Regions from separate parts of the Homo sapiens genome. Here region 1 is linked to region 2. A link is an interaction called in ENCODE POLR2A ChIA-PET data of the cell type or tissue named here. Cell type or tissue: A673. All regions are shown on one strand. Each heading gives the region's core, and the rest is flanking DNA. Links, peaks and the distances in the headings are about the cores only.

Region 1 (5,377 bases), core at 328-5,327, 130 kb before region 2:
TTTAAAAAAAAAAGAAAAATCACCACAAAGTAGAAACAGAGGGGAAGTTTTCTTCCTAAACTTGATAAAGAATATCTATTAAAATCCCACAGCTAATAATTTATTTAATGGTAAAAGGCTAAATATTTCACTCCAAAAGATCAGGGAGGAAGGTCTGCTCTCACTCCTTTCTTGCAACATTATAAGGCCCTAGCCAGTGCAATGAGGCAAAAGCTAAAAGACAAATGTACACATTGGGAAGAAAAGGTAAAACTACCTTCAACTGCCTGTAATCCCAACACTTTGGGAGGGCGAGGCAGGTAGATCACTTGAGATCAGGAGGTTGAGACAAGCCTGGCCAACATGGTGAAATCCCATCTCTACTAAAAATACAAAAATCAGCCAGGCGTGGTGGCGCGCACCTGTAATCCCAGCTACTCAGGAGGCTGAGGCAGGAGAATCGCTTGAATCCTGGGGGCAGATGTTGCAGTGAGCCAAGACCGCGCCATTGCACTCCAGCCTGGGCGACAGAGTGAGATTCCGTCTCAAAAAAATTAAAAAAAAAAAACAAAAAGAATAACTTTATATGTCATACCTTAAAAACTTGATAAGAAGGACTTATCAAACAATAACAACACAAAACAAATGACATTTAAAAATAAAAAGGCAGCCGGGTGCGGTGGCTCATGCCTGTAATCCCAGCACTTTGGGAGGCCGAGATGGGTGGACCACCTGAGATCAGGAGTTCGAAACCAGCCTGGCCAACATGGTGAAACCCTGCCTCTACTAAAAATACAAAAATTAGCTAGGTATGGTGGCACATGCCTGTAATTCCCAGCTACTGGGGAGACTGAAACAGGGCAACCTTTTGAACCCAGGAGGCGGGGGCTGCAGTGAGCCAAGATTGTGCCACTGTACTCCAGCCTGGGCAACAAAGCAAGACTCCATCTCAAAAAAATAAAAATAAAAAGGCAAGCTACAGAATAGAAGAAAATACTTGCAAAACATATCTGATAAAAACAAACAAAAAAAACTTGTATCCAGAATAAAGAATTGTTTACAACTTGATAAAAGTAACACAATTTTTTAAATGAGTAGAAAAAACTTGTAAAGATGATTTACACAGAAGGTAGAAAGAATGGCAAATAACACATAAAAGATGCTGAAAATAATTAGTCATTAATGAAACAAAAATCAAAAGCATAATACCCATCCTCTAGAATGGCTAAATTAAAAACAGACAATACCATCAAATGTTGGTGATGGATGCGGAGTAACAAATTCTCACTCATGACTGCTGGCAATGCAAATGTTTGGCAGTTTCTCAAGAGAAATGAAGTTACTCAAGAGAAATGAAAACATATGTCTACACCAAGATTTGCAACTGAATGTTAATAATACTACTAACTACTAATACTACTACTACAGGCTCACGCCTGTAATCCCAACACTTTGGGAGGCCCAGGCGGGTGGATTACTTGAGGTCAGGAGTTCGAAACCAGCCTGGCCAACATGGTGAAACCCCGTCTCTACTAAAAATACAAAAAAATATATAATAAAATAAAATAAATTAGCCAGGCATGGTGGCAGGTGCCTATAATCCCAGCTACTTGGGAGGCTGAGGCAGGAGAATTGCTTGAACCCAGGAGGCAAAGGTTGCAGTGAGCCAAGATCATACCACTGCACTCCAGCTTGGGCGACAGAGCAAGACCCCATCTCAAAAAAATAAATAAATAAAACAATAATAATACTAACAGCCAAAAGCTGGAAACCACTCTCATGTCCATCAATGAGTAAATGGATAAACAAATTGTGGTATATCTATACAATGGAATACTCTTTCAGCAATACAAAAGAATGTATTACTGATATACACAACACAAATAGATTTCAAAAGCATTATGCTAGCAGAAAGAAGTCAAACACAAAAAGCATGTTGTGTGATTTGATTTACATTAGAAAGGTAAATTTATGTTTATGGAAAGCAGTTTGGGCCAGGTGTGGTGGTTCATGCCTGTAATCCCAGCACTTTGGGAGGCCAAGGACAGCAGATCACTTGAGGTCAGGAGTTCAAGATCAGCCTGGCCACCATGGTGAAATCTTGTCTCTACTAAAAATACAAAAATTAGCTGGGCATGGTGGTGCACACCTGTTAATTCCAGCTATTCAGGAGTCTGAGGCACAAGAATCACTTGAACCCGGGAGGTGGAGGTTGCAGTGAGCCAAGATTGCATCACTGCACTCCAGCCTGGGAGACAGAGCGAGGCTGTCTCCAAAAAAAAAAAAGCAAGCAGTTCTATCAGGAGGCCATTAGGTTAAGCTGGTTCTGTTAGAGTAGGTAGTCAGGCAGACATGAGCAGGGCAGGAGAGGGCCCCCAGCTCAGGAATGTCAGGCGACCATCAGGTGATGATCAGGCGGTTGTTACACTGTTTCTCTAAAATAATAATAATGGGTTGCAGCCAGTACCAGGGAAAGACAGTCTCCCAAAAGACAGGAAACACCGGAAGCTGGTGATCAGCAACTTCCTGATAAGATCTCCGAAGCTGGGCAAGTGGGCTCAAGCATGCGCACTAAGAAGCAAAATGACAGTTTAACCAGTATGTGACCTTCCTCTAGGAACACCTGACTGATAAGGGAAAAATGTCTCAAGAAAGCATGCGCACAACTTCAGTAAACAAATGCACATGTGGCTCCTCCCAAGTGCTGACAGGCCACTGCACAGCAGACAGCCCACCCCAAGGAAAAAAATCCAAGGAGGAGAAATGGAAACCCCGGAACCATGCCGATGTATAAAACCCCAAGTCAAGGGCTGAACAGGGCACTTGGATCTCTCAAATGGTGCAGTGACTCGGATACCTTCCCTAGTGGTAAGACACCTCTACGCCTTGCCTTCTTCGGCTGGAGGCGTTCAACCCTCGTACGTGGTTTCGTTCTCCTCTTTCACTCTCCTGCTTACTAACCTACCCCTGGAACGATTCCTCTCAACCACAGTGGCTCTGCTCCCCCTGGCTGCTCTCTCTGCTCACCCCGAAGGATGGCTTGCAGGGGTGGGAAGGACCTTGGAGTCTGCACTAAGTAGACCTGAGACACTAATGGCCCCCCCAGACAGGAGGCTGATGAGAGCGGTAGGGCTAAAACCTACAACCATGTAGTATCTGGGGTTTCCTCTGCTTTTTCAACTAAAATCAGCTCTTTCCCAAAAACCCACCACCACCTATTTTCCTTTCTCTGTATGTATTCCAAAATGACCTCGCACACCCATTGGACCAACTGCCTTGGGGGTAAGTCTGTCTTTTCTCTGTTCTTACTTTGCATGCCCTGCAACTTTCTTCTCTGCCTTAAACACACATTCCCTATTTGTTATTCATGCACCCGCAGCTCTTGCTGTGTTAGCCTGGCAACCAAGAGATGGACTCCCTTACGGATGTCCCTTGATATTTATACTTGTTACCCTACCAGCTCGGATGACCTCCAACCCTTTCCCTGTCTGTTGGCTCACTGCCGGGATAGACACTAATCAGAACCTTAGCTCTGTCAGCTCCTTATGACTTACCATATGCTTTTCATCCCTGTTATGCTCCAGGGCCATGTTTCTCCCTGGCTTTTGAATGGTTTGCTTGCTTGCATAGGACCTCACTCTGTAGCCCTTAAGGACCCCACCCACTCGCTTTTTTTCTGAGTTAGCACCCCTTTGTGGGGAAGGAAAATTCTCTGCCGTTTGCAGGGTCTTATCCCAAACACCAAGTCCTCCAGAGGTTCCTCCTTTATATCAAGAGGGCAAATAAACGTTGCCCTCTCAAATCCAAGGGCTGCTGTTTCTGCAAACATATGAAGGCTTTCCATGAGTATTCCTCTTGCTTCCTCCCGCTTTCTCCTGTAGCAGAGGGATTGTTCTACCTCGTTAAGCATTTGTTCTGCATGTTACCCTGGGAGGATGAAGAATCCCAAATACAAATTTTCCTCCATTCCTCTAATCACCTCCAGGCCCTTCTCAATATGTATCAGGACCTTCAAAGTTATATTTGAAGGGAGAGAAGTCCAGCCCCCTTGCAGCAATTGGCAGAAAAACAGGCTTCTCGTCTTCTTAAAGAACATGGGAAATGAGAATCTGAGAAGAGATAATCATTCTGTTGCTAGAATGCTCTGAACAAGGGTCACTATAAGGTCATGGAGACAAGGATATAGGACAGCCCAAGGAGGCAGATGCAAGAGACCAAAGTACCCATAGAACAGAGATGAAGACTAGTTCCAGGCTACAAACACAAAACAGATTACCACTGCAACACAGATGAAGGCTGGTCCAGAAATGGGATGGGATCAGGGTAGGGGTACCCAGTAAACACTGGGTTCATTCCAGAACCCCTTGGATGAGTGGGAGGGCACCCTGTTCACTGTAGTCTGCCATAGGCACAGGATTAAGAGAACAAGGGGAGATGCCCTCTTCTCGCCTCTGTTCTTTCTTTACAAACGGGTAATTGTGCCTCAATAAAACAAGATGGGACCAAGGTTAGGGGTACCTGGTAAGCACTGGTTCATTCTGGAACCCCTAGAATGAATGGGGGACACTGCCATACGCAAAGGAAAAATGGATGAATGGGGTAATGCCCTACCCACTCTGGTCTGCTGTAAGTTCAGGAAAAAGACAGTAGGGAAATTGGAGGGGTTGCCTTCTTTTTCTCTTCTCTCCTCTGTTCTCTCTGTGGACAGGTAATCAAGTCTCTGTACCACAGGACACACTACTAGGATACATCCTCAAGAACTGGGAAAAGTTTGACTCCCAAACCCTAAAAAGGAAAAGGCTAATATTTTTCTGTAATACAGCCTGGGTTGAATAAAAGCTCTAGGACCAGGAATCTTGGCCAGAAAATAGAAGCACAAATTTAAATATGATCCATCAACTAGATTTGTTTTGCTACCACCAGGGAAAATGGACAGAAATCCCCTATGTGCTGGCCTTCATGGCCCTAAGAAACAACCCTGACCTTTGTTGGGCTTGTAAAACAGATCCATGGCCATAGTCATGCAGCCCCTTCCCATTGGTTCAGAAGGCCCCTCATCAGGTTTACCCAGAGCTCAAGCCCCATTGCCCCTTCTACCCAATTATATCGAAGTCTCCCAGAAGCCTTCTCCTCCCTACCCAGGGCCATCCTCTGGACACCACCTCCTTAAGTTATGCCCCATTCAGGAGGTTTAGTGGTCCCAGTGGACCCACTGGAGTCCAGACTCCATTCACTGTGCAAGACCTGAGCCAAATTAAAATGGAACTAGGGAAGTTTATGGAGGACCCTGACAAATATATCAAAGTGTTTTATAAACTGGGCTTAACATCTGAACTCACCAGGAGGGACCTCTCAGTCATACTAGGGCAAACTCTGCCTAAGGGAGAATGTGACTCCA
Region 2 (5,377 bases), core at 196-5,195:
AATCTATTAAAAAAAATGGAGAATGTTTTCTCTCAAATTTCCTCTGACCCATGGGAATGAAAATACTTAAATACTGTAAAGCATATCTATTAATAATTCCCCCAATTTTTTAAACTAACAAAATGGAATGTTAACTGAATGGAATTAAACATAGCAATTGTCAAGCCATCAAAATTATATATCGAACCACTTAGGCATGTTACGGGGTAAAGTCCTCACCCCTGCATTTGAGAAATATTTTATTATTTTTATTTTAAGGCAAAACAGTGTTTACTGTGATGGGCAGAACAGCCTTTTGTATCTAGGAGTCCATTTGAGTTCTTTCCAATATTTCCATATCGTTCATAAATGTGTCTGGGGGCTTCCTTGTTTGGAAAATATGGATATCGCTTTGTTTTCCTTTGAAAGTAATTATATCTTAAGAACATAGTATCATGAATGGAGTAGACAGGGAGGCTGCAGAAGCCATTTCTCTTTGTAGATAAAAAGCATTATCTATGATTGTTGTATAATAAATTGATTTTTACATTAAATGCATGTTGCGAGTTTTATTTGGTTCAAAGCAGTTAAAATGTATGCCTGCATGGAATTCCAAATGACCTATCACTTGGGAGTTATTTTTACAATAAGGCATTATTTTAGCCATGAATTTTAGACATTTAATTCTTCTCTTGTTTCAGTGAGCAATGGATTATATCATTACCTTTACATTGTATTCATATACCAAGTTAAGCTGTTTCAAAAATGGCCATTCACTAGAAAAACGTAAGATTAGCAGAGGATATAAAGACGATAATTAATAAATTGCTATATAAAGCCACCTAGGGAGGAGCACTAGATTTGTTTGAGGAGAAATTTTTAGGCAGGAACGACATCGTGCAATGCCCTGAAACCCAGGATACAATTCACAGAGCACCTGCATGGGGAGAGAGGTGGTCAGCTCAGCTCGGGAGGAGATGTAGGTGAGTGAGGCCTGACTGTGAGGATGCCTGGGAGAGTTGAGGCGAGGGGCAGGACCACAGGTTGGCGTTTTGTCAGTGTAGAGAGTCGAGTTTTGAATGTGATATTAAGTATAATGAGACACAGATCCTAAAGAAAACTACAAAAGATGTGCTCAAAGTCTGATTAAAAAATTGCTTAAATTCCTGGATAGTGACAGGTGGGACAGGATAGATTTTAAGGAAGGGCAGGAGGAGAAGAGGGAATAGGAGAAGACCTTATTTTAGCTATCTGAATGGGGGCTAGAGTTTGGGGTGGGAGGTTAACGTTTTAGAGGAGCCTTCCCTTTGTTATTTTAAATGGTGGGTGGAACTTAATAAAACTTTGTGTTTAAAAATAAAAGATAAATCCTATGTCTCTATGGCAAGCCTAATAACTGTTGTCACAAACTTAAAGAGCTGCTTATTCAACAAGCGTTCACATCAATAAGCCTCTTAATTCCTTTATGCAAAGAAAAAATTCAGCATGTGTTTTTGTTACAGCAGGCTCTCTTCCAAGAAAAATTACATTCCCATATTTAAGGAAGAGTTTCTCTCCAGAGTATGCAAGGAAATAATCACTCCTAGGAGACTAACTACAGTCACCTCAGGATTCCCTGACCTTCAGTAAAACATGACTTTCAGTCATAGGGGGAAAAAGACTGAAAGCTATTGATTTGTAGGTCATTTTTCCATCTTCAATTGCACTGCAGAACACTGGAATAACACTGAGAGGACAAGGAAATCTGTAATCCGTACCCTCATTGAGCAATTGGTAAATGCGGTCATTGTGGATCTAACGAGCAACCCACCGGGAGCCTGTTCTGAAAGTGTCTGTGACCACATTTGGTAGGCTGAGGAAGGCGAAGCTTGTCACACATCCCTTGATGTTGCATGTGCCATGGTCTATAGCTACCTGGATGACTTGAGATGGGCATTTTCTCTTGTAGTTGCCACAATCACCATCACTCATCCTTTTTCTTTTTCTTTTTTTTGAGACAAGAGTCTCACTTTGTTGCCCAGGCTGGAATGCAATGGTGTGATCTCAGCTCACTGCAACCTCTGCCTCAGCCTCCCAAGTAGCTGGGATTACAGGCATGTGCCACCACTCCCGGCTAATTTTTTTTTTTTTTTTTCAATAAAGACAGGGTTTTGCCATGTTGGCCAGGCTGGTCTCGAACTCCTGACCTCAGGTGATCTGCCCACCTCAGCCTCCCAAAGTGCTAGGATTACAGGTGTGAGCCACGGCACCCGGCCCATTCATCCTTTTTATTCAGCCTATTAACCTGGCTGGCCCCTGAAGGCATTTGAATTTGTGATGCCTATACATTGAACAACAAAAGGAGAAAGTCTATATAGAGTTTCGCCTGGGCCCATATGATATACTTACAGGGAGATGAACACAGACTTACCGGCAGTGGCCCTAGAAACAAATGATAGATGTTGCAGATTTCTCTGAGACTGAAGCACTGTACGTAAGACAGCTCATGTAGAACCAGCTCCTATTCTTTTCAAGCTAGTTTAGACCTATGGAGTTTGATAAACTCTGGAAATAGTTATATTCAGTCTAAAAATTCATCAAATCTTGTCCAGCACTACGTATCGTGTTAGGGATATAGAATGATCTAGATGAAATATCTGTCCTCAGAGTTCATAGTCTAATAAAGTAGATAAACATTTAGCTATAAAATAAGTATTGAGGCCGGGCACAGTGGCGCACGCCTGTAATCCCAGCACTGTGGGAGACCAAGATGGGCAGATCACCTGAGGTCAGGAGTTCGAGACCAGCCTGGCCAACATGGTGAATTCTCGTCTCTACCAAAACTACAAAAATTAGCCAGGCGTGGTGGCCATGCCTGTAATCCCAGTTACTTGGCAGGCTGAGGCAGGAGAATCACTTGAACCTGGGAGGCAGAGGTTGCAGTGAGCCGAGATCACGCCACTGCACTCTAGCCTGGGCAACAGAGTAAGACTCCCTCTCAAAAAAAAAAAAAAAAAAAAAAAAAAAATATATATATATATATATATATATATATTGCCAGAGAAACATTCCTAAAGGAAGTAATGCCTGAGGTTAGTTTTGACGGGTGAAGAGTTCAAATAGACTTCAAAGAAAGTGGTGTCCCAGAAGCCAAGGAAAAAGAGAATATTTAAACAGAGAAAAACGCTGCAAGGCAGCAAGGTGAGCAACTAGTGAAGGCGTGGGGGGGGAAGGCACTGAATTTGGCCCTTGGGAGGCAGTTGGCAGATTACAGGGGGCTTTAGAATGAATGGGAAGTCGAAGAAAAACAATGATGAAGCAAGCCATATGAAAATCCTTCTGAAGAACTAGGGATGTGAAGGAACAGTTACAGTAGTTGCTGAAAGGGAGGAAGAGCTAAGGGGTGTATGTGTTGAATACTTTCAGGAGCATCTGAGTGACTGCAGCTGAGATGGAGGAGGAGGAAGCAGTAAGAAAGAAGCCGGCCCCTTGCTCAGCTCATGGGGCTGGGGCAGGGGATGCTTCAGGTGCCTTTGTCACCACAGGGAAAAATGCCCACAACAACATGCTGGCGAGACTGCAGAGAAAAGGGAATGCGTATACCCTGTTGGTGGGAATGTAAATGAGTTCAGCCCCTGTGGAGAGCAGTTTGGAGATTTCTCAAAGAACGAAAACCTGAATTACCATTCAACCCAGCAATCCCACTACTGGGTATCATCTACCCAAAGGAAAATAAATTGTTCTACCAAAAAGATACCTGCATTTGTATGTTTATCCAGCACTATCCACAATAGCAAAGACACAGAATCAACCCAGGTGCCCATCAACAGTGGATTGGATAAAGAAAATGTGGTATATATACACCATGGAATACTACACAGCCATAAAAAAGAATGAAATCATATCCTTTGCAGTGACATGGAAGCAGCTGGAGGCCATTATCCTAAGCAAATTAATGCAGGGGCAGAAAACCAAATACCGCATGTTCTCACTTATATGTGGGAGCTAAACCTTGAGTGCACATGGACATAAAAGGGGAACAATTGACACTGGGGACTCCAAAAGGCAGGGGTGGGGGAATTGAAAACCTTCCTATTGGGTACTATGCTCACTATCTGGGTGACAGGGTCAACAGAAGCCTAAACCTCAGCATCACACAATATACCCTTTAACAAACCTACACATACACCCCCGAATCTAAAATTTAAAAAGTTCTTAAAACCATAGAGTTCAATAAAAACTTAATACGATACAGGAAAGAAGACCCTTCCCTATAGTCATCTATGGCCTCTAGCAAATCCCCCTGAAAGCAGTCTACTAGAGCCCTGAACCCTGCAAAAAAACTGGCCTCGGTCTCTGTCACAGGAAGAAGGTTGGGGAAGGAGTCAAGAGGGGAGGTTGGTTCACGCAGGCCTGGTTGGCTGAGGTTCCAAGTGCAAAAGCCAGGAGTTCATCTGCTGCCTGAGGGCAAAGCAAATCCTCAGGGGAGCTGCTCGGAGGATGGAAGGTCAGAGCACAGAGGAACACCTAAAATGACAAATGAGGCTGAGGCCACAGATGGCAACAGAGTCTGCTGGGGTAGCTACAGGGCTGTTCCCGGCTACGAGTGAGTCAAAAAGGAAGGGAGCCTGAGTGTAGGGCTGGGAATGGGCCCAAAGGCTGGCTCAGTCCCCAAGGTCAGGGTGAGGAAGCTGACGCTGCTCTTCTTCCCCGAGGGCTGGATGTCAGCATCTCCAGGATGCCTCCTGGTCCAGCCTTCTCTCCGTGTTGCCTGGAAAAGCACATCGATTCCTGCATCCTGCCACCCCGCCCTGCCTTTTCAGGCCAGGGGAGCTCACACACCACCTGGCACAGCACTCCCCAGGCTGTTTTCCTGTTTCTCTGTCTAAGTGTTGGACTGATGTCTGTCTCCCCATTAGACTGCCACTCCTTGCAGGCAGGGGCAAAATCACATTGAATCCTTGGCACCCAGCACAGCACATGGCACACAGGAAGTGCTATAAGGATTCGCTGAAGAAGACAATGTGCAGTAGAGCCTCTCTAGTATTTCCAAAGAGATGTCCCCAATATCTCAAGCTCATGGTTTTTGCAACTTCCATCAACCCATCCTCAAAATTAGCTCTTTAAATCTTACACCTACCATAGCCTCTCATCTCTGTCCCCTCTTTTTCATTCCCAGTCCTATTTTAGTTGAGGCGTTTATTGTAACAGTAACCTCCCACAGTGTACTGAATGCAGCCTTCATATTGCTACCAGATTAATCTTCCAAAACCACTGTGCTCCTGATGTCTTCAGTGGCTTCTTCTCACCTACAGAATAAAGTCCTTCTAATCAAGCTGGTAAAGACACTTTAGTTTGGGCCTAGCTAAATTTAATTCCCACTAATACTCCATAGTATTATGGCCTCAAACAAATTCTG

What was found. ChIA-PET counts read pairs that join two places held together with the same protein. Peaks named below come from ENCODE experiments on the same cell type or tissue, not always from the same donor. Only the 100,000 strongest peaks of a DNase experiment are listed, where the experiment ranks them.
Region 1: POLR2A ChIA-PET joins it to region 2 with 5 read pairs; 2 of 35 experiments call an interaction of 5 or more read pairs at or near these places.

The regions. Positions count from the first base shown.
Region 1 is chr6:11,109,147-11,114,523 of GRCh38, reverse strand. The region is part of intron 1 of SMIM13 (small integral membrane protein 13); the gene reads right to left. ERVFRD-1 (endogenous retrovirus group FRD member 1, envelope) reads left to right here and starts at 2,799. Exons shown (of 2, transcript NM_207582.3): 1 at 2,799-2,847. In A673, for the core only: no CTCF peak of the experiment used is centred there; a DNase peak (open chromatin) is centred at 2,513; H3K27ac peaks cover 1,321 bases.
Region 2 is chr6:10,975,915-10,981,291 of GRCh38, reverse strand. It overlaps ELOVL2 (ELOVL fatty acid elongase 2), which reads left to right. Exons shown (of 8, transcript NM_017770.4): 8 at 1-533. Among named protein-coding and RNA genes, the nearest start is that of ELOVL2-AS1, 65 kb to the left of the region's middle. RefSeq lists an enhancer at 4,609-5,109. In A673, for the core only: no CTCF peak of the experiment used is centred there; no DNase peak of the experiment used is centred there.